2 separate regions of the Homo sapiens genome follow, and region 2 is linked to region 1. The links are chromatin loops, found by intact Hi-C in ENCODE. Cell type or tissue: heart right ventricle. All regions are shown on one strand. Links, peaks and the distances in the headings refer to the core of each region. The heading gives the core; the rest is flanking DNA.

What was found. A loop is a pair of places that touch in the nucleus more often than their neighbours do. Peaks named below come from ENCODE experiments on the same cell type or tissue, not always from the same donor. Only the 100,000 strongest peaks of a DNase experiment are listed, where the experiment ranks them.
Region 2: a loop joins it to region 1, with 3 times the contacts of the local background. A loop is called at or near these places in 53 of 110 quality-filtered maps.

What each region holds. Positions count from the first base shown.
Region 1 is chr15:65,032,039-65,034,949 of GRCh38, reverse strand. No RefSeq gene overlaps it. Among named protein-coding and RNA genes, the nearest start is that of MTFMT, 3.9 kb to the right of the region's middle. RefSeq lists an enhancer at 1,545-1,624. In heart right ventricle, for the core only: CTCF peaks have their summits at 873, 1,078 (motif pointing left) and 1,747; a DNase peak (open chromatin) is centred at 1,734.
Region 2 is chr15:65,081,859-65,084,769 of GRCh38, reverse strand. No RefSeq gene overlaps it. Among named protein-coding and RNA genes, the nearest start is that of KBTBD13, 6.6 kb to the right of the region's middle. In heart right ventricle, for the core only: a CTCF peak has its summit at 1,363; no DNase peak of the experiment used is centred there; H3K27ac peaks cover 1,736 bases.

The DNA.
Region 1 (2,911 bases), core at 309-2,808:
TCAACACAATAAGCCCCAGCATTCGCACTGTAGTTGAGCTCATTCAAGCAAAGCTATCTACAGTAGGGAATTTCCCCTGTAAAGAGGATGTGCATTTTGGCCGGGCGCAGTGGTGCAGCCTGTAATCCCAGCATTTTGGGAGGCCAAAGCAGGAGGATTGCTTGAGCCCAGGAGCTCGAGACCAGCCTCGGCAACATGGCAAAACCCTGTCTCTACAAAAAAAAATTAGCTGGGCATGGTGGCGCGTGCCTATAGTTGGAAGGCTGAGGCGGGCGGATCACCTGAGCCTGGGAGGTCGAGGCTGCAGTGAACCGAGATCACGTCCCGGCACTTTACCCTGGGTGACAGAGCAAGACTCTGTCTCAAAAAAAAAAAAAAAAAAAAAAAAAGTGCCTGGTACAGCCCCTTCAGCCCCTACCCCCAAGGCTGTAAATTTTATTTTGATATTTCTTCCAGAAGCCAAGATCTCTGACTTATATACAAGGGCCTTTAGGCCAAGTGTGAGGAGCAAGCAGAAAGCACCTGTTAATGATAAGACTGGGTAGCTCTGGTTTAATTTATTACAGAGTCAGCTACATCAGATTGGAGGCAAGTAGGATTCCCACAGGAGAGCAGGATATAAGCAAATGAGCCTTTCTATAACTGTTACATAAGGACTGAGATGATCATTATCCCCCACAGAGGGATGTATTATAGACCTGAAGGTTTTGGCAAATCTCCAGAGAATGATAATCTATATTGTAAAATGTAAAGAGGATACCACAAGCATCTCCAACCAACCAAATTATTACACTTCTAGGAAAAATTTTCTTAGAAGTGTATTTATTGATAGCCCTTACATACAAACAGAAATATGCTACCACCCCACACAGGATACATGATATATATTCACAATAACAATCTATACAAAACTTCCTTGGGGTAGCTTCAGCCTCTCTTTCCCATATTCTGAACCTGGTAAATAAAGGAAGCATGCTAGTGAGCAGCTGATTAGAAACTATGGAGCTAATCAATTGCATGCAATCGCTCTTCTTTGAGTCCCACGTGAGGGTAAAGGGTGAGGAAGCAAGGCTGTGGTGCTATCTAGTGGCTGTCTAGGAAGTAGCAAAGGCGGTTTTGTTTAAAAAAGGATTTCTGTTTTATCACTCCATATGTGGAGCCTGATTTCAGAGAACAGCATCAAAAAGTGTTTTCCGATATAAACATAGGTGTCCAAGAACAAGAACTGGCCACAGCTGTAGCTATTTTACTAACTAGTCTTTCCTCCTGTTAACAACATACAGCTTTGTTAACACTGTCTAGCATTTTTGCTGGGGGTAAAGGGCTGGGAACTAAAGTTTTTAATATTTGATCTCTTTAAGTGTACTTTGAAATATTCTCTTGGTTTTCTAGGATGCCCCTCAGCAGCAATGAGGAAACGTCCATATTGTTAGGCTGCTTCTCCTACCTGTGGTATATCTGGCTTCGCTTCCTGGGGTTCCTGATACCCCTTAGATGTCCCTTAACCTCTCCAGTCTCTCTCCTTATCAAGGAGAGTCCTGTGGACCCACACTGCTGTGTGTGGCCTTTCATCCCCGGCCCTGATTTACAGAGAGGCTGGACAGGTTAGGGAGTGACATCTACTGGACCACACAGGGCAGTAACAACACAGAGGGCAGATTCTGTCAGAGGTACTGGAGCAAACGGACTATCCGTCACGCTCAGTGACGGGACAGGCTGGTGGGCAGCACCTCCTTGCGGGCATCTGATACAACCACAGGCAGGCGATGGCAGTACATGGAGTGGCTCGCTAGGAACTGCATCTCAAAAGGCTTCACTGGACTGTGCCCCTGAGGTCAGTTCCTGCCCCTGGCACTGGGCTGACACCTATGTGTGGCAGTCCTTCCCCTGGTCAAATGTGGCATTGCCTCCTAGGCCACAAGCAGGGGTTCTTGTGGACTTAGGCGTTGGCCACCTTACTAACTGGAGTTCTGTTCTGTGGTAGTTATCCTCACCCTGCAGAAATACCCATATAGTCATGGAGTGGGGTGAGATGACGGGAACAGGAAGTGGAAATGCTTGTTGCCTCTTCCCATTCCCAGATCAGCTCTCCCAGCCCCTAGTCATGGAGGCCACTCCTGCATTCCAGTTTTCTACTAAACGTCTCCATTTGCTTGTCTCATCACTTCAGTTTCAAAGCATTCAAGGGTGAAATGTCATGTTGACCACCAAGTGGGTTATTTCCCTACGTCAATGACACTGCTATTGTCTTGTCACCCAGACTCAGAACCTGGAGTAATTTCATTGATTCAGCATCCGCACACACTCTATTCATCAAGAAAGATAAATTTCTGAAAACAGGAGCACCAACTGAATTAGCATTATCTGGGTTCCAATCCCCTTGTATGTGCTTTCTGGGTGTCTTAATTTATTATGTAAAACTCCTTGCCATTCGGGGCTGGAGTCCTCATCTTCTCTGTGTGCTTTATGATAGTTCCAGTGGTGGATTTATCTGGTCTTGAAAGTAGACACCCCTCGTCCTCTACAACATACTCTTAACTCACTACCAAGAGTTTCAGAAATATTTTCATTTTTACATCCTGGGAAAACCTCAGCCATTACAGTAACACCATGTTCCTTTAAAAAAAAAAAAAGAAGTTTGCTGCAAATCAATTTTAAAAAGAAGTTTGTGTTTGTTAACTAGAAATTTAGATGCCAGTGATAGGAGGCGGATCTGTGGAGGAAAGAAAACGATTGGAATTAGCCCCTCAACCTGAGCAGTCGCTCTGTAGTCATCAAAGGACTCTGGGAATGGTGCAAAACAACCCTAGGGGGCAGGGTTATCTGGGAGAACTCGGGCTGCTGAAAATTAAAGGTAGCATAAAGCAGGCTCTCTAACTCAAGAGCTTAAAACCCACTAGGGAAGAAATGG
Region 2 (2,911 bases), core at 1-2,500, 50 kb before region 1:
CAACATCACACAGCTGGCAAGTGGAGCTGGAATATGGACCCAGGTCCCCTGGATGCCATCCTGCTGTGTCATGAGCGATAAGCACAGACTGCTGGAACACAGTCCATTCACCAAAACTGTGCCTTCCAAACAGTAAGGGTGTCAATAATGGGTGGAGGGGAAAGTGTGAAGAGGAACCAGGGCAAGGAACTTGGAAGGTGAGGATTGCGTATGCTGGTCTAGAAGCTCTTATTTCACTCTCAGGACAACCCTCCTGGAATTATCATCTCCGGTTAGAGTTGAGACACCTTCATTCATTTCAGCAACTTTAAGGAATTTACCCATGGTCAAACAGAAGTCCCTGTCAGAGCCAGCATTTGACTGCAAAATCAGCTGGCAGGCAGGCAGCACTGTCCCTCTGCAGAGTGGCACCTACAAAGTCCTCAGTCCCTCGTTTCCACCGCAACCCAGTGCTAGCTCCCTCTCTGAGCACCTGAAATTACCTTTGCTAATCAGGACTTTGCAGTTAGGCGTATTTTTGTAAGACTCCTGTTAGAATGAAAATATGTTACCTGGAAAGAGAAGCATGTTGGGCGAATGGTTTCTGACCTCCTATAGAGTTGGCAAAATTGTGTGTGTGTACGCATGAGTGTGTGATCTGAAGGGCCCAGGTGCCCAAATACCATTAGAGACTAACTCCTTTGTCTCCATCTGCTGAATCTGCGTGCTGAATGGGGTGTGTGTGTAGAGGAACTTTCCTAGAAAAAATAAGGATGGAAGCCTGGAATCAGGGAGGGCAGCCTGATGATGGGTCACCATGGGGAAGCTCTTTCATGAGTGCCCTGGAAGGCAGCACAGGAAATAACATGTTAGGATGGGAGGAGGATTCCAGAGAAGCAGGCTTTAGGTTGGGTGGTCCACTTGCATTGCTTTGTCTCCAGGAAAGTTGCTTTCCCCTAACCTGCGACCTGGCTTTCCTTCCCTGTGAAGAGAGGGGTGGAACTAGAGGCTTATACCCTGCTCCAAGACCCTGCAGCCCAACAAAAGGCCCATTTTCCCTTTGTTAGTTACTCGAATGCCAGAGAGAAGGGCTCCCTCTTTTCATGCTTCCCCAGTCCAGCTGGGGCAGAATCATGAGGGCTGCAGAGGACGCTGCTGGGACAAGACCTCCTCTAGGGGGGTCCTGTATCCCATGCCTATTACTGGCCTGCTGGGGCCAGCCTGTCTTCTGACAGCTGTGTCTCCCACCAGCACAGTTAATTTGCTGCCGTTCCTGGGATGTGACAGCAACTTGAAGCAAAGCAATTAGGATGAAAAAGAGGCCCCAGCTCCTTGAGGCCAAAGGAAAATAAACAGAGCAGCCCTGTGTGTATTCCGCCGCCAAGAGGAGCCATTCTTCAAGGGATGATTAGCATTTCTAATCCCAGCTTCCTCCCTTCCCTTGAAAGAAAAGTGACCGGTGAGCGGCTGCTCTTTTCAGATCCCACTCTTCCCAAGGTGGACTGCAAACTTGACAGCTCGTCACCTCCACAGAAAAGTCTTCCCTGGCCACCTGCCACAGCCCTGCCAGAAATGATACTCCTGTCCTCTGAAATCTGAGAGCCTTTCTCTGTACCTTTCCTATGGAGTTTCCTTGATTGACTGATCAATTCATTAATGCATTCTTTCAACAAACATCCGTTGAGTGCCATTCATTCATTCAACAAATATTTCTTAAGTCCCTACTAAATAAATCATCTCTTAAGCTGCCTACTACGTTCTAGTCATTTTTCTGGGTCCTGATGAGAGAGCAGTGAACAAAACAGAAAAAACCCTCTGCCTTCGTGGAGCTCAAATTTTAGTAGGAGAAAACCAACAGCAAACAAGTGAAAAGATAGCATGGAAGATGATGCTAAAAGCTATGCAGAAAAATAAAACAGGAAAAGGGAGGAGAACATGTAGAGAAGGGGGAGGTAGATTTTAAGTAGGGAGGTTAGGAGAGTCTGTAGGATCGAAGTGACATCTGAGCCAAGACCTGCAGGAAGTGGGGTGGGGCTGAGGCAGTGCGCAGGCAGAGGGACACCAGCCACACACCCTGAGCCCGGAGTGTGCCTGGTGCGTCTGAGGAGCAATGAGGCCAGAGAGGAGTGGGAGGAGATGAAGTCAGGGAGGAAACAGGGTGGGAGAGTCTGAAAGGACTTTGCCTTTCAGAGGGGGCGCACCAGGCTCTGACTGGCATTTTGTTGAACTAGGATGGCTCTGGCTGCCCTGTGAGCACACTGAAGGGAAGCCAGCAAGGAAGCAGGTCCTTGGTGGACAGGGGTGGGGCAGCTTCTCTGCCTCTGCCAGGCGGGCTATATAAACCACATAGGATGATTTCAGGGAGAGGAAGGCTTGGGGTGCAGGACATCTGGAGTCAGGGGCAAGGAGAACGTTTGTGGAAGACTGGAGAGAACTCCAGAGAGTTGGGCTGCAGGGCTGCCACCAGGTTCAGGAAAATGATCCCTGCAGCTTTAAGCTGTGTGAGTGTAGGCCTCTCAGAAAGGACGGACTTCTCAGAGTAAACCTCTGGGCTGGGACAGAGAGATTTCAAATCCAGCCCTCTGAGCTCAGTAACTCCTAAGTGTTTCTGTAATTTGCCCAGCTGCACCTGGTTTGTGCCCCCCACACCTTCATGCAATAGTCAAGCCGAGATGCCGGGGAATGAGAGGCTGAGAATCCCAAGTCCTGAGTTCAAGTCCCTGCTCTTCCACTTAACTGCCTGTGTGACTCTGGGTGAGCCAGCCATTCTGGCTTTCTGCTGGTTTCCTCACAGGCACCCCAGGCACAGTCACCATCCCTGCTGAGGGTGGTGGGCAGTGGTGACACATGCTGACTGTGGGTGGAACAAAGCCTTAACTGTGAGAACCCTTAGACAGAGAAGGTGGGCTGGGTTACAAAGCTTCCCCACACT